Linked DNA regions of Mus musculus: region 1 is linked to region 2. The links are chromatin loops, found by intact Hi-C in ENCODE. Cell type or tissue: gastrocnemius. All regions are shown on one strand. Links, peaks and the distances in the headings refer to the core of each region. The heading gives the core; the rest is flanking DNA.

Region 1 (12,399 bases), core at 3,617-8,616, 49 kb before region 2:
TAAAAGTTTTCAATGATGAGTCTAAAGTACTGATCACATTTTTTAAAAAAATGAGCAGAAAAAGCAGGAGTAATAAAGATATGTATATCTTTGAAGTGATACAGATAACAAAAGCATAGCCACAATTGACTACATATGTTTCAAACACAAAATGCATACCTAAACAGGCGATGTAGGATGATTTTGGTCTCTTTGATATGTCATGAGCAATGTGATAAGAAGTATGAATGTCTTTAAGCAATCATGTTGTAGGGTACTGGACAGTTACATATATTGGAGGAAAAATTGAAGAACTACTGAATGAATGGGTCTTATGGAAACTGGTATTCTTTTGCAGTGTTTTACCTACTTGTGTTTTAATTTCAGGGTACACCAGGAAAAGTAGGACCAACTGGTGCGACAGGAGATAAAGGTCCCCCTGGACCTGTAGGACCTCCAGGTTCCAATGGTCCTGTAGGAGAACCTGGGCCAGAAGTGAGTGCTACAGTCCTTAACAAAAATACCTTCATTTTAGATGTGTATGAAGGTTATAGTTATTTCATTATCAAATTGATGTAGATATTTAGAAATGCATTGTACACATGAGCTTAAGAAAGATGTCTGTCATTCTGTTTGATGTGCTTGCTTCCCTAGAGATTTGACTAAGTGATAGAGAAACAAATTTAGTGCCTTTCTACTGGCTTTTAGAATAGCTGAAGTGAGCATTTTGGTTGATTTAGCTTTTGGCAAATTGTTTTGAGGGTGAGAGGACACAGCCATTCACCTTTTTCCTTGCTATTATTTCATTCTGTAATGGGATATTTATGAAAATTGCCAAGTTTTATGGAGATAGGATTAATGACACTATTACAGCTCATGAAGAAGGGAAAGGAAGTAGAGGGTTATTTTTTTTTTATCACTGTAAAGTAACATTATGGTTGTCATATCCCTTTAGTCTCTTTTTAGAGGAAATAAGGCTCTAACAGGCAATTTGGGAAGCCAAAGAATAGAATACCCTCTGCTCAACAGCCAGTGATTTTAAAGATACATGAAAACATGAAAGTAAAGTCGGGCAAGATTTGAAACATAATCTTATATAACATGAATATAGTCATATAGTTTCAAAACCTTAAAAATATTATTTGGATAAACAAAGTGAGAATTCAGGCAAAATGCAAGATAGTGGCACTGTAATTGTGATCTATTTCCATGCATCTCTGGATTTTTTCTTTAATGAGAACTAGAATTAAACAATAGGAGTAAATAAGAATACAGTAAATACATAAGTGGATGCTTACAGTCATCTATTGGATGGAACACAATGAAGGAGGTAGAGAAAGTACCTGAGGAGCTGAAGGGGTCTCCAGGACTATGGGAGAAACAACAATATGAGAACCAGTACCCCCAGAACTCGTGTCTCTACCTGCATATGTAGCAGAGGATGGCCTAGTTGGCCATCAATGGGAGGAGAGTCCGTTGGTCTTGTGAAGATTCTATGCCCCAGTATAGGGGAATGCCAGGGCCAGGAAGTAGGAGTAGGTGGGTTGGGGAGCAGAGGGAGGAGGGAGGCTATAGGGGATTTTCAGAGAGGAAACTAGGAAAGGAAATAGCATTTGAAATGTAAATGAAGAAAACATCTAATAAAAAAGGGAAAAAAAGAACATGGTAATTTTACAATCAGTTGACAATAAAAAAGAGATTGGAGTGTTGACTGTTATTTTATAGTTTAAAGAGGAGAAAACATGTTGGTCAGTTTCTGGTCAACTGGCTGAGAGTTTAAAAGCCTCCTCAAGAAGCTGTGTCTAACACTATTCTTTTTAGGGTCCGGCTGGTAATGATGGTACCCCAGGACGGGATGGTGCTGTTGGAGAACGGGTAAGTTGATTAAAACATTAGAACCACATAAGCATGAAATCATTGTGAATCTAGCGTAATAGCAATTTTAATAAAAATACTCTCTATCTTTATAACCCCAGTGCAACTCTGATTTTTCTGATGGCAAACAGTTTAGTAAGGTCATAACTTTGGATAACCTTGTACATGAAATAATGTCTGAATGCATGACAAAGTATGATACATGTTTTTCAAAAGCAAGAAACCAAATTGCTTTTATATTTGGTGTAACATAGAAGCCTTGGATGAAGATGTGAATCGATGTTCTAAATTTCTGTATCAGTTACACAACTGAGTGATAGCTACATTTTTCTACTCATTCTCTAAAGAAAGTAACTTACAAGGATATAAGCAATGATGCACTCTAAACTGTAGGTGTGGTATTTATTTTTAAATTAGCCCTGTGTTGAGCTGATAATTTTCCAAGGTATAATAGCAGCTGAGTCTCTTTTGGTGATTACACAGCTGTTAATTAGGAAACAGATCTGGCCACTAAAGGCAAACCAGCCTCGTGATGTTAAATTTTCTGAATCTGTTTCCAAATACTTAAATGCAAGTATTTATAGGCTTAATTTTTTTTCAGGGTAAGCACACAAAAATGTTATCATGCTATTAATAGGGAGATGGAAAAGTTTGGAGAAACCTGGGCTAAGACTCTCCTTATCTAACACAGCCATAGAAATTTTCTGACATCTGGAACATTTGCCTTTGCTGGTGTACTCACGTAACGCAGCAAATATTCAAAGGTCTTGATGTTCACTACCAGAAATATTACTGCTGTACCGTGAACTCCTACGTGGACTTTAAATTGCTGTTTCAGTTTAATCACAAACTTTAATATACATATGGCACAGGAAATTCCCTATAAATTACAATTGCATGTGTGCTTTAAACAAGTTACTTTTCAAAATCTTTCCTTCAGTTTATTGTCTGTGTGTTCTTTAACTTAGAATCCAGTGTTCTCTCTATCTGCCAAATTAACAAGCCAAGTTAGAGTTAATATCCTTCGCAAAATAACATTTGGCTCTGTTTTTTTGAGTCACTAATTGTTTCCATGCATACTCCTGCCAGTCTGAGCTTACCTGTGCTTCCATATCAAGATGTTATTTGCAGCCCCGTCACATGGGGTTGTCTGAGTGTAATGAGGGGAGGCCTATTTTCCCCTAATTATTCCGAGTGACATATGCAATCTGAAGACAACTTTGTTTGCCCCCAGTTCGTTGCCTTTTGAGGGTATTATACCATATGAACATTGCAGCTAGCATGGTAGCTGCCCTTCTTCTGTAAGGTAGGGGAAGAATGCTTTTAAAAAGGGTAGTAAGTTAACAGCACTCAGAACAAGTTTTCTGAGAGACTCTGTATGGATTTGAAAAATGGATGAAGTGGTTTCCACTGTGAAATTGCATTGTGTGTTACAAATGGGAATACTACTCTGAAGACTGCTAGTCTAGGAAATTAGACTATCAAATGTTCAGTTCTGGAGACAAACACTCCTGTCCTCCAACACTCTGGACATAGGGACCAGCAGAAATCGAGGATGAATAAGTTCTAAAGCCAGGGTGGAACAGTCCTATGCCTGTGAATTAAATTTATTCACTAGTGAATAAAAGTAAATAATTAAGTAAAATAATAAATAAATATGTTTAAAAAGATATATTTTCATATTGTAAATAATATGAGCAATATTGAATATTGTTACTCTTATAGAATAATTATTTAAAGAATAATATTATATTTTTTGTCAGGGTGACCGTGGAGACCCCGGGCCTGCTGGTCTACCAGGCTCTCAGGGTGCCCCTGGAACTCCTGGCCCTGTTGGTGCCCCTGGAGATGCAGGACAAAGAGGAGAGCCAGTAAGAATGTCAACTTCACATTGACAATTACATGACACTGATATACTATCCTGTAACTATATGTATATGCATTCAGTCCTGATTATATTATTAGCTGAGGACTCTAAATAGTGATAGAAAATTATGAATTAAAATATATACTTAGTTTTTAAACTAATTTGCTTTTGAATATGGATGTGATACTGATATATTTTCTTTAATTATTTAAACAGGTTGTGATTTATAGGAACACACCAATATGTGTTTTATAAATTCTATAGGAATTTATCTGAATCAATGTAATTTACTAGAACACTAAGGTGAACTTAATTTGGTCAAGTTAATATTTGAAGTTCACTGTAATATGTTACTAGAGTTAGTGTGTTCTTACCTGAAGTACAAACATTTGGCAGGTGTCAATGTGTACATGATATATATATCTATGTTTATATCGAGATGTTCCTCTTAGATTTATATTCCTGTGTATATTTATGCTTTAAGATACCAAGTTTTATGAAAAATTTTCTAGGGTTCTCGAGGCCCTGTAGGACCACCTGGTCGAGCTGGAAAGCGTGGTTTACCTGTAAGTTCTATGTTTTCTGAACAAATAAATTTTTCTTATGCAAAATACATACCAAAAGGGAAAGTACACTTAAGATTCATAAATAGCGGGGGGGGGGGTAGCTGTTAGGAAATTACTGATCTCTAGGAGGCAGAGACTCTGTGAGATGGTAGTAGCAATATAGTGTGATGGTGCAGTAGCTAGCAGTGAGGGATATTCCAGAAAGTTGAAAGACAGATTTTGAAAGATTTTATTACAAAGCAATAATATGTGAAACAGTACAGTTTAAGTGTGTATTAAAAATTCCAAGAGAATTAAGTTTGAAACTGATATGGGGAAAACCGAGGGTCTTTGAGAGCAACAGCAGCTTTCTTGCTTGAGATAAGCAGAAGCTAGGGGTTCTAAAGAGGATGTGTTCCTGGGAAATCAAAGGTCTCCAATCCTTTCCCAGCCAGTGGCTTCCAACTTGGTGGGTATTGGTTATCCTGAGATACAAACACACCTGTTCAGCCCTACTTTGCTTCTCAATGCAGTCTCAGTAGTCCTAGCCCATCAGTTTATTTGCATATGTAAATTTATCATTCTTACAGGCAGCATGGAAAGTAAATCTTACTTTAAGTTTTAATTTTACAGAAACTATTTTAAAATTATAATAAATACAATCATAAGGAGTAGAATTGCAGCAAATTGTAGTCTTAATGTTCATGATTGTCTATTCCCAGGGACCACAAGGACCTCGAGGTGACAAGGGTGACAATGGAGACAGAGGTGACCGAGGTCAGAAAGGCCACAGAGGGTTCACTGGCCTGCAGGGTCTTCCTGGACCTCCTGTAAGTTATTTCTTAAATACTGTACTTTCTTGCATATGAGAATACATTGATATATTGACAGAAACATCTATGGATTAGAGAGGTGTTTTTGTATATCATTTTAACTTTAAAATTATCTTGATGGATAATCATATAGTTAGCTAACTATAACTACCCATATATAACCTAAAACATTGTGGAAAAGAAATTATGCAAAAAGCTACATGCCTCTTTACCTACACAGCTGTCTTTGGTCTTAGTCAGATGTTAAAGAAATCAATGGTTTTGTTTATAGTGCTAGTATTAGTGACATCATGCTTTTAAAGATAAAAGTACAGCACAATACAGATTTAGATGTTTTAGCAACACTTTCATTAATCTTCCTCTGTAGGGTCCAAATGGTGAACAAGGAAGTGCTGGCATTCCTGGTCCTTTCGGTCCAAGAGTAAGTAACAGAAACTATTAAGTTTCAGATGTGCATGACATACTGTTCCTTGAGTACAATATTTCTGGTATTTCATATTTATTCGTTCATGTTCTCTCAGTTTGGCAGAAAATTTATGAGTCAAACTTAGCAAGTAATATGAAATAGAAATATCCTGATGTATGGCATATTTTGTTTCTCAAAGTCTATTACCTAGGTTTTATATGTGCTTCTATTCAATTTCATATTTGTGGTTTAATTTTCACTAAACATAAATTCTTTGAGGTTATTGGAACTGCTTATGAAGTAGAATAGATTTTGAAAGATAGACATTTATTTCTTTAATTGTGATAAAGCCATAGAAGCTTATTCAAAGATAATTTGGAAACAAATCATAGTAGAGAACCAATACTTGAGGCTTTTAGAAATTGTAAATTCATATAAATGCTGCTTCTTATAAATCATTGGTGTCCTAAGACTATTCAGAAAAATATTTAGAAAAATAAAAAGTGAGAAAGATTAGTTACAAATCTGCTATATTTAAGTACAATGTAAATATACATAAAGTGAGAATAATATTAAGGAAAGTGCTATGATTTGATGAGGTTAAGTGATATATAAGTACTGGTTTCAACCATAATAAACACTCAACTTACATCATTTCCTTTTAAATCAATTGAATTTTCAACCAGGTTAACTATTTGATGAAACAGTTGCTACTAATGAAAGTTGGTGACCAGCCTGTTAGCATTTTAAAGTTATTTTGGTCCTTCACCCAGAATTAGTGATGGACAGTTCACACACAGTGAAATTGTAAATATAACAGAATGCTGAAAGATGACTTATTAGTTATTAAGACTAGAATCTTAGCAATCAGGGTAATTACTCCATCTCTATAATGGTTCTTTTGTTAGAAAGAAATTTTGCAGTCTTTCTTCTAAAATACATTTTTGTGTTCTGACAGGGTCCTCCAGGACCAGTAGGTCCTTCAGGAAAGGAAGGAAACCCTGGGCCACTTGGACCAATTGGACCTCCTGGTGTGCGGGGCAGTGTAGGAGAAGCAGGACCAGAGGTAAGGTCAAAAGAGTTTGCATGGAAGATGCTGTTGCCAAAATGGAGTCAATCCAATGGCAACTGTGGAACCTTGCCAACAAGAGTTTCAAGAGACTCTTAAGCCTAGAAACCACAACAAGGTTATCTACTTAAGTAATTATTTCAAGTCTTTTAATACATGGTATTCAGAGCATATAAAAATAAGAGTTCAAGATACCAAGCCCTTGAACCTATATTATATCGAGGTTAAATATCAAACTATAATTCCATTCTTATCAAAGTTTGACAAACATTGCATTGTGTGAAATTACAATAATCTTAGTTTGCTTTCCTGTTAAAAACTCTGACAAAATCAAGTTAAGAAAGGGTTTATTTACATCATAGTTCATGATACAGTCCTGCATGGCAGGGATGTCAAGGCAGCAGGAGCTTGAAACAAAATGAAGCATATGAGTTTGAAATTTTTCTTCCCCAAAGATGACATTTAAGATTTTAATTTTCAGTGTTCAATTAAAAATCTAATTGTATTTAGTATAATTTCAAACACTAAACCATGTTAGTTAGTCTCTGTCCTCAGACATTCGGCGTCTATCTACACACAGACCCACTCTGTACATTTAAAGGTTGTCTGATGCTTCTTTGATCTTATTTATCTGACCTTACTGTCTTAATCTTTGTTCCTACAGTGACAGTGCCATTGAATAGTTGAATGTTTATTATTTATTACGTGGCTATAGAGGCTCATTCTTCTTATAGTCAAGAAAGTTTCACAGTTTTAGAACTTCTATTTGACTTGGGTGGTAATTGATTTACTTTCTTATGGCTCAGTGCTCTTCCTCTCAGATTACTGTAGGATGTGTGAAATTCGGAGGATCTCCCAGAAAAATCAATTTTCTATCTATCCATCTATCTATCATCTGTCTTTCTCCCTGAAATCAGTGTTTTGAGGATAAGAAAGCACAGAGGTTGAAACGCCTTCCCTGAAGCCTCAGTTGAGTTGCAGAGCTAATATTATTAACATATCAGCCTCTGACACCAAGGGCTTTGCATTTTACCTGAACTGTGTCTCTTTAGTTGTTACTTGGCTTCTTTGAGACTCTTGAGAGCTTCCTCTGGAAATGCAGAGGAATTAATGGAGAGCACTCAGCTTGTAATCTTTTCCACTTTTTGGGGGTTTGATTTGAGTGGTCACATTTCATCAGTTCTCCCCTGAAAACAGAAGAACAGGATACACTTTTAAGGCTATGAAAAGGATAATGAAAAACTTTCTTTGAATTTGTTCAGTACAGAGAATTTTTACATTTGTCAAAATTCACATACATACAAAAAACTTCCTATTTTTTTTTCTTGATTTGGACAAACCAACAAGTTCACTAACGGGAGTCTTGCGTTCATTACCCTAATATTTGCATGCAGACATACAGAAACAGCTCTCACACACTAGCATCCTTTTTCTGCCTTCTGCCCATAGCTCTGGTAAAGAATTCTAGTTGTATCTTGCTCAAAATTGTTTTGAAAAGAATGTAACTCTGAAAGTTCTTCACATGAAATACATCATATCTTCAAAGAAGACATCAAAGCAAAGAGTTTGGCTTTAAGCTTTGTTTATCTCAGAGCCTGTCTGGTAGATACTTTCCCTGAAAAGCGGTTCAACATCACTCCTCATTTTGCAATGTTATCACTTGACAGGCTAGCCCTGCCTGTTTAAGAAGTATGAATCACACTTCTTCAGGATCGACTTATTCTTGTGCCAAGTTGTAAATGTCCCCACACAGCATAGTAAGCAATTTCGTAAAACAAAACAAAATGCTATTAAATGTCTTTCCAATTTCTCCTTAATTAGGGTCCTCCTGGTGAACCTGGGCCTCCTGGCCCTCCAGGTCCCCCTGGCCATCTTACTGCTGCTCTTGGTGATATCATGGGACACTATGATGAGAACATGCCAGATCCACTTCCAGAGTTTACGGAAGACCAGGCAGCTCCAGATGACACAAACAAAACAGACCCTGGGATCCATGTTACCCTGAAGTCTCTCAGTAGTCAGATTGAAACCATGCGTAGCCCTGATGGTTCCAAGAAACACCCAGCCCGCACTTGTGATGATTTAAAGCTTTGCCATCCCACAAAGCAGAGCGGTGAGTAGACAGGGGCCTGTTTGAGTAAAACATATTGATTGTGTTGAGTTATTCTCAACTGCTTCCCAAAATGTATTTTTAACTTTATAGTTAATGATAGAAACAAAGATAAATTGTTGAGCATGCTCTAGAGCTTATAGTTTTGTGGTTGTGACAATTAATTGAAAAGATGATAGATAGCATATATAATAAAGGCCACATCATATCAAAAAAACAATTTTGAGGAAATAGTTCAGACACACACACACACACACACACACACACACACACTACTTGCTCATGCATAATTAAAAATACTTTCTTACCTACATTATCATTCAGAATTTTAATTAGGTAAATCATTGAGAGGCCAGTAAAGGACATGTTTCCCTAACTGATTTGCATATTGAATCAATTTATTGCACTTTAATGACCTGCCAATCAATCCTTTGCTATACTGCCTGGCAGGATCAAGTATAGTGATCTTTTATGGCAGTTTGGAATGAAATAGTGTCTCTACCTAAGTTGTATGACAGTGTTCTTAGTTTGCCTTCTTCAGTAATATTAAATTATTTAATTAGACCCAGAAAAGGGGGATCTAAGATCATTTGAATGAGTTTGGAAATACCAGGGTTTCAGTTAACTTTAAACTTTAACATCAACAGAGACAACTAAGAATGTTCTATCTAAAGAATATACACTTTTTGTACTATTTATGTCTCACAACTTCCCTCCCATTTTATATAAAATTTTATTTTTGCAGTTTATGTATAATAATACATGTATATGTATAGACCTATAGAAACAAATGTGAATAAATACACTTGATGTATATTTATACAATTATAGATCAAACATAAAAGGCAAAATCTTGGTTTAAAAATCACTTGGATGTTTTGAGTCTTAAGTTCATGATTTGGAAAAGTGCTTTTGAAAAGAAGTTAGCATGAAGAAGACCCCTAGTGCTTAATAGTTACATTTCATATATATAGATGAATATTTCATATATATATATGTGTGTGTGTGTGTGTGTGTCTATGTGTCTACTTGCATGTATATTTATGTGTCATATGTGTGTGGCTGCATGTGAACAGCAGGTTGACATGAGATGTCTTCTTTAATTACTGTACATCTTATATGGTAAGATGGGGTTTTTAGCTGAGTCTACACTTCATCTTTTTAGCTAGTCTAGCTAATTGGCTCACTGTAGGGATCTCCTGTTTCCATTGTTCCACATGCTGGGATTGCAGGGGGGCCACAATACCCACCTAGCCTTTGTATAGGATATGTGTGTGTGTGTGTGTGTGTGTGTGTGTGTGTGTGTGTGTGTGTGTGTGTGTCTGTTTGAGTATCCTAACTCAAGTCCTCATGCTTATGTGGAAACATTTCACTTGCTGAGCCTTCTTCCCAGTCTCTTACTAATTATAGTTTGAATAAAGGATGAAATCTCTACTGATTATTTTAGAGACTCACAATCATATTTGAGATAATCTTCATTTAGCACATATTTCTATCTTGGAAAATAGGTGAATATTGGATTGATCCTAACCAGGGATCAGCTGAAGATGCAATCAAAGTTTACTGCAATATGGAAACAGGAGAGACATGTATTTCAGCAAACCCAGCCAGTGTTCCACGTAAAACCTGGTGGGCCAGCAAATCCCCTGACAATAAGCCTGTGTGGTACGGTCTTGACATGAATAGAGGATCTCAGGTGAATTAACATATTTACCTAGAATTATATTTTTAATTGTTATTATTTATTATGTTTTCATATTTATTAAAATGATGCTATTATTGTTTGACTGGATTTAATGTATTATGTTTACTTTTAAGTGATATCTTCCCTTATTACATGTCACTGACTGTGGAGGACAGTGGGAAGGGTCTTGTCTCAACTCCAGGAAACGTAGGTCACAATTAGAACTCATTAAATTACTAAGCCTTGCTGGGCGTGGTGGTGCACGCCTTTAATTCCAGCACTTGGGAGGCAGAGGCAGGCGAATTTCTGAGTTCGAGGCCAGCCTGGTCTACAAAGTGAGTGCCAGGACAGCCAGGGCTACACAGAGAAACCCTGTCTCGAAAAAACCAAAAAAAAAAAAAAAAAAAAAAAAAAAAAAAAAAAAAAAAAAATTACTAAGCCTTTTAAAACCTTTTGCTACTTTAATGTAAGGGTGGTAAAGCTGACCTTCGCCTCACTATTAATGTTAGTGCTTAGTGTAGTGTCTGAAAAGATAATACCTATTAGCTACATTTTTAAAATAATGTAATCCTTTGAAGCCTGTGAAGTGTTTAAGTCATTATTTTAATTAGGTGAAATATATGATAATTTTTTTCTGAATTCCTGTCTACTTAATATTTCTAGTACGGTCCACTTGGTTCAGGGTTTCATCAGATCTTGGTTGTCCTATTACAATGTCATTATTTCATCCCAGCCTACCCCTCTGCCTCCAACCTTGCCCTAGTCAACTCCCAGCCTACCCCTCTGCCTCCAACCTTGCCCTAGTCAACATATTATGGAAGTGTTATAGTTCTGTATATGATAAGTTACAATCTACTATCGTTTAGTGAAAATTTAATTTAACACCTATAAAAAGCTGAATTTAAATATAAATGGCTGAAGCATAGTTTAACCAAAATAAATATGTCAGAAATCAAAACTAGACCATTGAAAACAGTACTCAAAGCTGAAGATGAATAGGGAAGAGTTAGTTGGAAATGAGTTTTGATACTTGTGTTGTAGAAAATAGTATTTTTGATATGTATGTAATTATTCAGTAAAATAGATTTATACCTACACTTAATTTATATTTTATTCTAATTAGTGATAATTTGAGTTGTATTTATTAAGTATAATATATATATTTTAAAATTATTTAACCTTTCTCCGGGAAATTAAAATAATTTGGCTTTTCACCTCTTCTTTGAAATCATAAGGACACAGGTACTTGTGATAGTATTTGAAAATATTTTCCTTTGTATAGATAAAGTAGCTTATTATATGGGTACCAAGAAATATCTTTAAAAGTGATTTACCTATAGTCTGTTAGTCATCTGTCGATCTACCTGGCATTGACTCTTTGGGTGATATTATGAACCTCTTTAGTATGTCATGTTACATAAATTTCTTTTATTTCTCTAGTTCACATATGGAGATTACCAGTCTCCTAACACAGCTATCACTCAGATGACCTTTTTGCGTCTTTTATCAAAAGAAGCCTCGCAGAACCTTACTTACATCTGTAGGAACACTGTTGGATATATGGATGATCAAGCTAAAAACCTCAAGAAAGCTGTGGTCCTTAAAGGGTCAAACGACTTAGAAATAAAAGGAGAAGGAAACATCAGATTCAGATACACAGTTCTTCAAGACACCTGCTCTGTAAGTGCCTTTTGGACTATGCTTTTCTGTAGCTTCCTCTCTTTCTTCAGCAAGGAAAGTTTCTGACTCGCTTTCAATCATAAGCTTTAAGAGTCTACAATAGAGACTCACTGATTGGCATTTCTCCTTTCTGCCACACACATTGGTTTATACTTACCAGAGCTGTACGTTCACTGCTTTTGAATTTTAAAAGTTTAGGTGGGGAACACCCTCATAGAAGCCGGGAGGGGGGGATGGGATAGGTGGTTTCTGGAGGGGAAACTGGGAAAGGGTATAACATTTGAAATGTATATAAATAAAATAGCCCATGAAAAAAGGTTACTTGCGCACATGCGTGGGGGCGGGGGTGTT
Region 2 (12,399 bases), core at 3,778-8,777:
CCTCTCTCACCCTGAAGGAAGGTATATTATTAGTCACAGTGAAGGCCTTCTCCACAGGCATTATGTGTCTCTGTATCTAAAAGTCTTTTTTACTTCTTATCAACATAAGAAAGGAACAGCACTGCAACTGTTGATTTCTTCTGTCTCTGAACTGAGATATAACTTCCAAGGAATATATCATCAAAGTGCAAATATTTAATACACTTAAATATTGCAAGTATAAAGTATTTAACATTTGGCAGAAGGGTAAAATATCTACTAACACATTGATTAAACAAATACACTTTCTGTAGCTTTATCTTGATTGCCAAATCTTTTTAGGGGCAAAGGATTTTTGATTTGGATAAGCTTTTGGTAAAGTTTAAGAGATGCTCATTTAGAAATATATACTGTTTTTCAAATTATGTACTTTCCCCAGAGTTTTTCAGTTAATAAGGTATCGTAAATAATCTCATGAGGACTTTAACATTTTAAAATATATTCTTGCATCTCATATATTTTAAACATAGAGCTTTAAACATGAAGATCAGAATACCAGGGGCAAAGTTGCTAAAGCTATGGACTGTTTTGTGTTGAGAGTATGATGAAAATGCCTTTAATACTTACAGGGCCACCTCGAGGTCCAGCTATACCTGGAAGTCCAGGGGAACCACCTTCACCCTGAGAAAAGATCAAATGATATTGTTACTGTTCTATGTCTATTAAAGCAAAGATTGATTTTTGTTTCCAGTAGTTTTGTTACCTTATCTCCAGGCTGACCAGCTGGGCCAGGGGGACCAATAGGGCCAGCAGGACCCTGCAGGAAGAAGTGTCTTTAGTTTTGAAAAAATAAACATAATTTCTTGTATTAATCAGAGTATAGGGACATTTATTTACCACTAAAGTGGGTAGATTTTTGCTCTCTCTTGGCTCAAATGATTTGTTCATTGCTGTGTATAAGTATGAGAGTTTAGTAAGTTCACTATTCTGTGTGTATGATTGAAGAAGGTAATTGAATTAAGTGATTTCATTGATACATTCTTTTTTTAAACCATAATTAGAGAAGATAAATAGGATGTGATAAAATACCTTATGGTAACATATTTTTAAAACTGTATTTCTTAACGATATTAATTACTTTGGATTTCTTGATACATTATGGTATCCATTCCTTGCTTTTATCATACTTAGGTCACTGTAGAACTATCACGGAGTGGTAGATAGAAGCTAAGAATTTAAGTAGGGAAGTGATCAGTACTGTTTAATGTTCAGAATGTGGTAACATATGGTCTCATTTTATGAAACAGTGAAAGCTGAGGAAGGGTCTACAACATATTGCATATAATCAGGGCTCATTTCTCACTGATGTGAATACTCACCCTTGGCCCATCCTTTCCTGGAACTCCGTCAGCACCTGCACCACCTGGTTCACCCTGCGAATCAAAAGCAAGCATCATCAGATAACAACATCCCCAGTCTAACATAGCAATCCTCAGGATTTGCTGGGGTTAGAGCTGATATTTTGATTGATAGTTGTTATAGGACTCTATGTCAAAATTCATTTAAAATGATAACAATAATTTTGAAAATAGTTTCTAGTGATGGGAATTTCCTTTAATCTAGAAGGTGTGTTTTTTTTTCCATTTTTTATTAGGTATTTAGCTCATTTACATTTCCAGTGCTATACCAAAAGTCCCCCATACCCACCCACCCCCAATCCCCTACCCACCCACTCCCCCTTTTTTGGCCCTGGCGTTCCCCTGTACTGGGGCATATAAAGTTTGCGTGTCCAATGGGCCTCTCTTTCCAGTGATGGCCGACTAGGCCATCTTTTGATACATATGCAGCTATAAGCACCTTTTCACCCTTTGGGCCAGGACTTCCAGGACCTCCTCTTTCCCCTGGCATCCCTTGCAGACCAGGAGAACCAGAAGCACCAGGAGGGCCAGGGGGACCAGCAGGGCCCTGCAATGAAGAAATACATGGCAAATGACAAGAAAGCAATTGAAGTGCATTCTCTAATATTTACGGGAATCAGCAACTACAGTTACCTTTCCTCCCTCAGGGCCAGGGGGTCCAGCTCCACCTCTAGCACCAGGGATTCCTGCTGTTCCAGGAGGCCCACGTTCTCCAGGTGCACCAGAATCACCCTATCATTGGAAATATAATGTCCATATTAGAAGCACATTGTCAGAAAAGAAAAGCACTGGAAATTATGTAGTTTTGATTATGTCTAATAAGGTTTTGAAGTTAGAAATTTTAATAGTTTTGCAAATTTTATGAGTATAAAACTTTAATTTATTGTTTGAGAACAGGAATCTTGTAAAAAGCCTAGCAAAATGAAATGTGTATTTCTCCTGGTTAAACTAGACATGTCTTTAAAGTAATTACTGTTATTATTCAGAGAGATAAAGTTTGTGCTTCTGCCACCAGGAGAGTTCTCTGTAGGGAAGCCATACATCACCTGTCTTTCCCCTTGATGGCACAGTCTGTGGTGCTTTGTAATGTTAGAATATTCAAATGGAGCAAAATTAATGCACTGGAAGTGCATGCCGTTTGCTTACATGGATGTACTAAACATTGGGAATCTAATTTTTCTAAGCAAAGAACCCTTTAGTTCAATGTACTTAAAATTTTTTCTCTAATCAAGTTGCTCCATAACATGGTAAAAAGGTAAAGAAATTACCTTGCCTCCAGGAGCTCCAGGAGCACCGACTTCACCCTTTGGACCCTAGGAGGTCAACATTATGTATGGTAAGCATTTGTCAGTATGCACTGCACAGGTATAAACAACATTGACGTCTGTCATGCCTCTATATTGTGCAATTGTTTAAATTATGAAGCTATGCATCTTAATTCTGTTCTTTTATATAAAATATAAACGTTTTGTAAGTGGCATTATGAGTAACTCATGTTTGCTTGGTTGTTATTTCTGTGACAGGGTCTCATGCACCTCAGACACATTCAGCCAAGGGTGATCTTGAACTTCCGATAATGCTGCTGCCTTCCTCCCCAAAGAGACTGAGAAGACAGGCCGACATTTGGTTTATACTGTGCTAGAGGCCTCACCAAGTGTTTCATGCATGCTAGCAATCACTGTACCGATTGATCTACACAATAAAAACTTAGCTATTAGAACATACAAAGCTAATAATAGATAAATGAATTTTGATATTTTTCACTTAGTTGCTATGTTTTTCCAATTTTTTTATTAGATATTTTCTTCATTTACATTTCAAGTGCTATCCCAAAAGTCCCCTGTACCCTCCCCTGCCCTGCTCCCCTACCAACCCACTCCCACTTCATGGCCCTGATGTTCCCCTGTATTGGGGCATATAAAGTTTTCAAAACCAAGGGGCCACTCTTCCCAATGATGGCCGACTAGGCCATCTTTTGCTACATATGCAGCTAGAGACATGAGCTCTGGGGGTACTGGTTAGTTGATATTGTTGCTCCACCTATAGGGTTTCAGACCCCTTCAGTTCTTTGGGTACTTTCTCTAGCTCCTCCATTAGGGGCCCTGTATTCCATCCAATAGATGACTATAAGCACCCACTTCTGTATTTGCCAGGCACTGGCATAGCCTCTTTAAAATAAGATTCAACTTACTGGTTCACCTGGTTTCCCATTTTCTCCTGGAGGACCACCGGTACCAGGTATGCCCTACAAATCAACAAAATTACATTGTGTGTGATCACTTCAAACACAGCTATGTGAAAGCTTTTTATATATAAATGTATTTTCCAGGTAGTTAATGACGTAATTTTCATAATTTTAAGGTACAAAATGTTTGCCTCATTCATTAACCAGTGACAGATAGAGGATAGTTACATATTAGAAACCTGTGCTCACATCTATATTTTTTGTTTTCTATATATATACAGATGAACTAAGAGATAAAGATAGATTAATTTAGCTATGTGGAGTTTTCACTATAATAGAGAAAAGTATGTGCATATAGAACTCTTTGAGTTCAACTCATTTTTAATAAATGAATATGTGCATTCTAGAATACCAATAGAAGAAAACTACTATTAATGCTATATTTCAGGATGGAAGAAAAACTTAAAAATTAAGTTTCAGATGAACATGTAGCCTGCTCACAAAATTTTGACGTATATTTATGTAATAAAAATAGGTACAAAAAGGAAATATGGAATTGTCTGTTAAAAACTAATAACATTTGAAGAACAAACTCTTACTTGTAATCCTTGTGGACCAGGGGGTCCAGAATCTCCCTTGTCACCAGCTGGGCCCTAGGTTCAGAAGCACAATTATACACTCCATTGTAAAATTGTCATTCCTAGTTAGTCTATAGTCCACCTCTCAGTAGGCCTATTGCTTACTTTAAAAGGCAAAAATGTTAAGAGTAGGGAAATCTTGATCTATAGAAGATATTCAAGCACATTAATACAACATATAATTAATGCCAACATTTAACTTGATAATAAAATAAGAAAGTCTAGTAACTGCTTGGTGAAATATTATGGCACAGTGGTAGAGATAACATACATTCTAAATTATTGACTTTGTTATATCTCTACCCTACCTCTATCTTAATTATATGAAAACTTACAGTAGGTCCTGGGGGACCCTGAGGTCCAGTCTCCCCATTCTTTCCAGCAGGACCCTACAAAAGTGACAGTCAGGGAAACAGAATTAACACATATAACAAGGAAGTATTGAGGCTGAAGATGGCTGAAATGATTAGAAAGCCAGAAATAAACCAAAGCTACATACTGGAAGGCCAGGTCCTCCAGGGCCACCCCGTTCTCCATTCTTGCCAGGGGCACCCTAAAGAAAAAAGCAAGGGTTTAGATACTCAAAAAGTAATTCACTAATAAAAGTCCAAACCCCATTTTTTGATCCTGCTACACATGCAAAGCCACACACACACACATACATACACCCATTGCCAACTATATATTTGTCTCTATTCATACATGCTGCTCAATTGTCACACATTCTTTCATGTTTAAATGATAGGCTAGGTATTAGGTGATTTTGCATTTTCATATAGAGGTCAAAGGCCATCAATCTGTCAAATATTTATTGAAGAAAGTAATTATAGAACTTACATCATTTCCTTTAGGACCAGGGAAACCCATGACACCAGGCTGACCTCTGGGACCAGATGGGCCAGGGGGACCAGGGCGACCACTTTCTCCTTGACTTCCCTAGTAAGAAAAACACTTGCCATAATCAGGACTTGATGAACAAATAATCTAATTATAATACACATACATATACACACACTCAAATCTATCCAATGTATGCATTTCATTTTTTTTTACTGGGTTAGTAAAACAAGACATCATAATTGTACATACAGGAGGTCCTGGTTTTCCATCATTGCCTGGTCCACCTGGACTTCCGGGCATACCCTAAATGAGAAGTATAGCAGTCATGTGACTTAAAATGTAAAAGTACAACATAGTTAACATGTACAACTTTGAGATTTACGTGTTTATATGTATCCTTGCAAATGTACTCCCTATTTTCTGCTTAAAAACTGATCCTAGTCAAATATTTAGTTTTATTCTCTTCCTTAATCTGTCTTGACCCATGGTTGTTTATTTGTTTGTTTTTTTTAAATAAGGAATTTGGTTTGTTTACTTTGAGACTTTTGAAAGGTATCATCTTGTGAAGTTGTCTTTAGCCTCTCATTATTTGTATTGTCTTTCTTCTTACCAGTTTACAGCATTAGTCAAACAAATGTGTCTCCTTACCCGTATCCCTGGACCTCCAGGGGTTCCATCTCGGCCAGGTTCTCCAGCTACTCCTCTGGGTCCTGCAGGACCTGGGCCACCACGCTCTCCGGGAGGACCCTAAGTTGTGAGATAACAAGTCATAAAGATTTTTGATTAACATAGACATTGACAATACTTAATCTATAACTGTTGGAGTTTTTGGCCTCTCAAGGACAGTTTTGTGTTGCTGTATTCTGATCTATAAAAATCATCTGTTTTAGTTTGGTTTTCATCTTGAAGAAAAATTGGGCAACTATGATGAATTTTCCATGCTTATAACCAACATTATTAATTGGAAGTAACTACTTTTTACACTTAATTAAGGAAATTTAATGATTAGAAGTTCCTTTGGAGCTTCCTCCATATGTGCAGATGATTTCTATAATTCTTGCAGTGACCCTGAGGTTAGTGACTTCTCACTCAGGACATGACATGCATGAAGTAGATTTAGTTTGTCAGATAGCCATGAAAGTATCAAAGTAGGGGCTAGAGTCACATGGTGATGGTTTGTGTTTTATTATCCGGTTACATGTCCTTCAGATATTTATTCTCCCATTAGTGGTATAACATATGAAAGAAATACCTATTTGTAGTAATGGATTTTAGGAGCTGAAGTATTTACCTTTTCTCCTGGGATGCCATTTGGCCCTGCAGGTCCTCGGAAGCCACTAGGACCCTAGAAACAATCACAGTTAAATATTTCAGTTTAAAAGATTAAAACCTATTCATACTTCATAGGTTGCAATATAGTTATTCTTGTATTACTAAGTTCTAAGTATAATATAGTATTCTTGTATTACTAAGTATTACAGAATGTGGGAATTAATTTAGTGGTAGAGCATTGCCACAAAACACATCATGGGGTCAGTTCCTAGCACTGAGAAAATAAAACAAAAAACAAAACCAAAACTCCTAAACAGTGAAATATCCTGAATCACAGGAAAACCAATCAACAAAATGTACAAACAAAACAGAAATAAGCACTCAGATTTTAAGTTTAAGCTAAACATGCCAAGAAAAACACTGGACAGAAGGGCGGGTGGTTCACAATTTATATCGCTTGTTTAATCTTTTGAGAGACAGAGTTAGGAGAATCTCTAAATTTGGGGCCAGTCTTCAGTGAGTCATTGTGTAAAAACAATTCACCATTACAGGCTTTCCTTGTGTCTTAAACTGTTGTGGAGGTTCATACCTCTAATCTAAGTAGCAGGGGCAGATGAGGTAGGAGGATTGCCATGACTTTGAGACCAGCCTTAGCCACAGAGTAAAGGTCAAGGCAACCTAGTTTATAAGTAAGACCCTGTCTCAACAAACACACAAACAAACAAACAAACACAAAAAAAATCAAAGGTTACTGTGTCCCAATGAATAGTGAAACAGGTAAAAATGGAAACCTACCCTTTCTCCTGCGGCTCCTGGAAGCCCATTTGCACCAGGTTCTCCAGGTGATCCATCTTTGCCATCTTCGCCCTTAGGTCCTGGAATTCCTGGGGAACCAGCTTCGCCCTGACAACATAAAGAATTTTGACTAGATTTCGTTGAGAAACGTACTCATTACTTTCTCATCACTCTGCAGTTGTCTGAGTAGCTAAGTCCTGTTGGCTTAATACTGACCCGTTCACCGCGTGCTCCTGGCTCTCCCTTCGCACCGTTCTTGCCGGGTTCACCCTAAAATGAAACGAAATCTCCATGTAAAAACAACAAGGATTTGACTAACAAAATCACAATTAGCTAGATGTTATACTGTCATAGAGCTAGAGGGAGAGCTGGATAACTTAAATGGAGAAGGAGCAAAAGGAATGTCAATATTTTGTTGTGAGAGTTAAACATAAACTTCCAGGCATTGAAGGAGAGACGAACTTACTGAAGGACCTCGTGTTCCGGGTATACCATTAGTTCCTGCTGGTCCAGGGGGGCCCCTTGCTCCTATTAGTCCAGGGGCTCCAGGAATGCCAGCTGGACCCTAAAAACAACACAAACACTCTCATTAGCAAAGCGTGGACCTTCCTTTCTACTGTCTGGCTTAAATATTTAATTCTTCTGTGTAAGGAAGAGCTGAGGGTGGGGCAGCTTACTTACCATTTCACCCTTTCCACCAGGACTGCCGTTATTCCCGGGAGGGCCCTAGGAACACAAGGTGAGAGAGCATATTATCAGAGCACATGGATTTGGAGTTCTCTGTTTAGAGAATATATTTACTGATAGGTATTATGTATTGCAGAGAATATGTTATTTCTCTAGCAACAGCACCTATACACATATACCTATATATGTGTATATATGAATTAAGTCAGATAGATACTTGTTCTAAATTATTAAAAATAAAGGAATAAGAGAACTTTAGTTTTGTTTATTTCCTGCTTGGTGGTTAGTGTAAGCAACCTGCACGGATGGACTAAGTCTAGCAGCTTGAATTCCCTCTTATATGCTACTTACAGGAGGCCCTTGAGCACCAGCATGTCCCTGCGGTCCAGGCTCCCCTCTTTGTCCTGGTGAGCCATTTGAGCCAGGGGACCCTGCAGGTCCAACTTCACCCTAAAGAGACAAATTCCAACATGTAAGTTTTCCTTTCCACTTTTTAATAACTTAGCTTAGCTTTCAGCTCTGTTTAAACTCATTTCCCTAAAGCTATATTACTATGGTTATATGCAATAGTTAAAACAAAGGATTATTAATCATAGCAACAAAGGACAATGGTAAATATGGGTCTGCCCATGTTATAGGTGTTTCCCAGAAAAGACGTTGGAAAAAGTCGAAGCACTCAGAAGACATATCAGGATGGTACAATACTAATGAGAATATATTATGCATATATATATGATATATATTATATACTATATATGCCATATACTACATATGTATGCACACATATTATGTATGAGAGAGAGAGAAAGGAGACTAGAATGGAGCTCTAAAGCTCTCTGTAAATGAAAATAAATGTACATTTGATTATTTTTATTGGTCAATTCTGAGAAGCAATCGAATGAATTTTTGTCTATTTTATACATTCTTCTAAAGAACTGTAGGCTTACCTTAGCACCAGGGGATCCAGGGAATCCTGCAGTTCCAGGAGGGCCAGGGGGACCCTAAAAACAACGTACAATTTGCACATAACAAAGTTGTGTAAGATAAGAAAGGGGTTACATCTGAAGTTTGAACATGAGTATTCCTATACACTTTTTCATTAATCCTGTGACTTACAGGATACTTACCTCTGAGCCTTTGTAATCTTTACATCCTAGAGATACTATCACTATCTACTTTGCATTTCTTTTAATCGGCATGTCCAATGTTGGATATTAAACACAAATGCCATGTACATGTCAACCTAGTATGACACCTACAAATTGTTTCCATTTCCAAGGTTAAAAATAATCAAGAAGCAGTATGGATTTGCTATATAATGATATAATATAATATAATATAACATAAATGTAATTCAAAATTTCTAAGCACTATAGAACAAAGCAGGATTAGATGCAAAGTTACTCACAGGTTGCCCATCACTGCCCCGAGCACCATCATTGCCTCGAGCACCCTACAAAGAGAAGTTTGTCTCAATATTTTCTTACTTATGAAAGATTAATTAAAAGTATCAGACTGCAATTCAAGATCATTAAACTGAATTTCTCTCAAATATAGAAAGTGAAGTTTGAGCTGTGTGTGGTGGTGCACGCACTTGGGAGGCAGAGGCAGAGGCAGAGGCAGAGGCAGAGGCAGAGGCAGAGGCAGAGGCAGAGGCAGAGGCAGAGGCAGAGGCAGAGGCAGAGGCAGAGGCAGAGGCAGAGGCAGAGGCAGAGGCAGAGGCAGAGGCAGAGGCAGAGGCAGAGGCAGAGGCAGAGGCAGAGGCAGAGGCAGGCAGATTTCTGAGTTGGAGGCCAGCCTGGTCTACAAAGTGAGTTCCAGGACAGCCAGGGCTATACAGAGGAAACCCTGTCTTGAAAAACAAAAACAAAAACAAAAACAAAAAACAAAAAAGCAAAAAACAAAAACAAACAAACAAACAAACAAAAACAAAAAAAGAAAGTGAAGTTTGGTTCCAGGACAGCCAGGGCTATACAGAGGAAACCCTGTCTTGAAAAACAAAAACAAAAACAAAAACAAAAAACAAAAAAGCAAAAAACAAAAACAAACAAACAAACAAACAAAAACAAAAAAAGAAAGTGAAGTTTGGTTTCAAACATTTTATTATGAAAGTTTAGTTACAAGTAATGTTATAACTACAATCCAAGCTCAGTTGAGTTGAATTTGCTTCAAATATATTAAAATTTGCTTACTCATCACATATTTTTAGACTCAGTGTTAGAATGTTGGGGCACCACATTAGTGATATGTATCAGGACTAGATTCTGGGCTTTTAGAACTGAATGCGAATATGTTGCTCTAATGAATTATGAAACTAATATCCCAACAGCCATCAAAATTATGACCAGAGAGAGCAATTGTAAGACATTCCTTTCCATATCATTACATCCAAAGCTTGACTGAGCTGACCACCCCTACTTTTATCTGGGTACACTGTGGCAATACTCACTGCAGCTCCAGGAAGGCCTGGTCGTCCTCGCTCACCAGGAGCCCCTCTAGGACCCTGCAACCAAAATTCAAAGCATGACCTTAATGTAAATGTGACATGTGTGAGAACAGCTGGAAAGGAGAAAGGCAATCGGATTGGAAGTTTAATACTAATATTGATAATCACATGAGAGGAAACATAATTACCATGGGGCCAGGAGCTCCGTTGTCTCCTGGAAGACCATTTTCACCCTAGGGATATGCAAAATGTTACTATTTTGTGCAACGGACACTTTGACATTACAAATATTGTATCACAGAAAATACTAAGAAAAATGTGTACTTTAGTAATATCAAATTTCTGAATGAATTTGATTTTCATTATCAGATACTTCAGTTTCTGCATTTTAAATGCACGAGGGATAAACATATTGTTTATTAGACACACTGAGATATACAAACATTTTTATGCCGGATTCTTTGTTATTAGCTTTCATGGAAGACTTAAGATTTACATATAGCTAAGCAATGGCTATATGAAAAGAACAGTTGTAAGACCAAGTTAGGTCCCAGAAGATAAATCTTAACATAGTTCCAGACTCTAAAGGAGTTTACTCATGAACGCTGTGTGCTGCAATTTACCTTCAGTCCAGGAGCACCTGTTTCTCCCTTTTCTCCATTGCGTCCATCAAAGCCCTAGAAATATTTTTAAAAACAATTTTTATTTTTTGTTTTATTAGATATTTTCTTTATTTACATTTCAAATGTTACCCCCTTTGCTGGTTTCCTCTCCAACCCCTCCCCATCCTCTCCCCACCCCCTTGCTCACCAACCCACCCACTCCCACTTCCTGTCCCTGGTATTCCCCTACACTGAGGCATAAAGTCTTCACAGGACCAAAGGCCTAAATTTGTTAACAACTCAGTATAGTTAGTAAGTTTTACATTGGCTTTTCATTTCTGTTTTTATTATATATGGCTAATGTAGTGATAATTTAATTCATGTAAAGTATTTTGAACTGCTGAACATTTGGCAACGTATTATTACAAAAAAAAGAGAAACTAATGAGAACATTCAATTTAGTATGATTAAAAAGTTGTCTTAAGTATAGAAGAATAAACTCTAGTTTGATGGATATTGTTCTTAGTTTGATAGATTTTGGATGGATTGACTTTATCTAAAGTTTGTTAAAACTAAAAGTGCTCTGTCCATTTATAAATTATATCTAAGTTCATGAATACAGGGTTAGGATTAGGGTCACTTACTCTGTGTCCTTTCATACCAGGGAATCCAGGCATGCCAGCTGGGCCTTTGATACCCTAAAAGTAATGAATGGGAAAGATGTTAATTAACATTCAAGTCAACATTCAGTGATAAAAATGCATTTATTTTGATGTTTATTTTAATTTGATTATTTGGGTTTTTTTTTGAAGTTAAAATTAAAATACTTTGTATGTTCTAGGTAGTTTATTTAATGAAGACTTACTGGAGGTCCAGGCAGTCCACGCTCTCCAGGTCGTCCAGGTCTTCCTGACTCTCCCTAGGCAGAGAAATAAAGAATATATAAAGGTTTATGTATGGGCAAATGTGCAATAAGTAGGGAGCAATCTGGTTGGACTGAACGTATAGTTGTGAGATCATATATTTTTTCGATTATTTATTTTTTAAGACACATTCTCCCTAGGTAACTCTGGCTGGTACTGTACTCTTGAACCTTGCAGCCACACCTCTAGAGTGCTCAGATTACAAGTGAGTGTCTCTTGCTCAATGTGACACCAGTTTTCTCAATAGAAGAACTCAGGGAGGCTTCTCCTACCTTGATATAACTCTATGAAGAAATAGTACAAATGTCTCATATTCCTGAAATGTTCAGCTCTTTCCCAAATCAATAAGAGGAATTTACCATTGGAAGTTAAATAGGCAAAAAGGGAGAATATTTAATATTTATAAATTTATGCTTATAGAGAAATGATATTAATATATGGAGTCTATGTGACAGAATATAAGGGAAAAAAATCCTGCCATTCCTGGAATGAAAATAGAGTCGATCTGAGAGTTCTATTAGTATAGAACTTATCAAATGATGTATAGCTTTGTGAGTACAACACAGAGATTACTACTTAAATGCAATGATAATATCCTGAAAGTGAAAAAAAAC

Evidence for each region. A loop is a pair of places that touch in the nucleus more often than their neighbours do. Peaks named below come from ENCODE experiments on the same cell type or tissue, not always from the same donor. Only the 100,000 strongest peaks of a DNase experiment are listed, where the experiment ranks them.
Region 1: a loop joins it to region 2, with 2.3 times the contacts of the local background. A loop is called at or near these places in 2 of 42 quality-filtered maps.

The regions. Positions count from the first base shown.
Region 1 is chr1:45,376,288-45,388,686 of GRCm38, reverse strand. Col5a2 (collagen, type V, alpha 2) reads left to right here. Exons shown (of 54, transcript NM_007737.2): 44 at 367-474; 45 at 1,801-1,854; 46 at 3,618-3,725; 47 at 4,234-4,287; 48 at 4,989-5,096; 49 at 5,467-5,520; 50 at 6,464-6,571; 51 at 8,396-8,687; 52 at 10,193-10,380; 53 at 11,809-12,048. Among named protein-coding and RNA genes, the nearest start is that of Col3a1, 71 kb to the right of the region's middle. In gastrocnemius, for the core only: no CTCF peak of the experiment used is centred there; no DNase peak of the experiment used is centred there.
Region 2 is chr1:45,326,971-45,339,369 of GRCm38, reverse strand. It overlaps Col3a1 (collagen, type III, alpha 1), which reads right to left. Exons shown (of 51, transcript NM_009930.2): 9 at 11,728-11,781; 10 at 11,507-11,560; 11 at 10,884-10,937; 12 at 10,449-10,493; 13 at 10,264-10,317; 14 at 9,223-9,267; 15 at 8,762-8,815; 16 at 8,166-8,264; 17 at 7,809-7,853; 18 at 7,594-7,692; 19 at 7,344-7,397; 20 at 7,128-7,235; 21 at 6,352-6,405; 22 at 5,709-5,807; 13 more. Among named protein-coding and RNA genes, the nearest start is that of Col3a1, 22 kb to the right of the region's middle. In gastrocnemius, for the core only: no CTCF peak of the experiment used is centred there; no DNase peak of the experiment used is centred there; H3K27ac peaks cover 1,778 bases.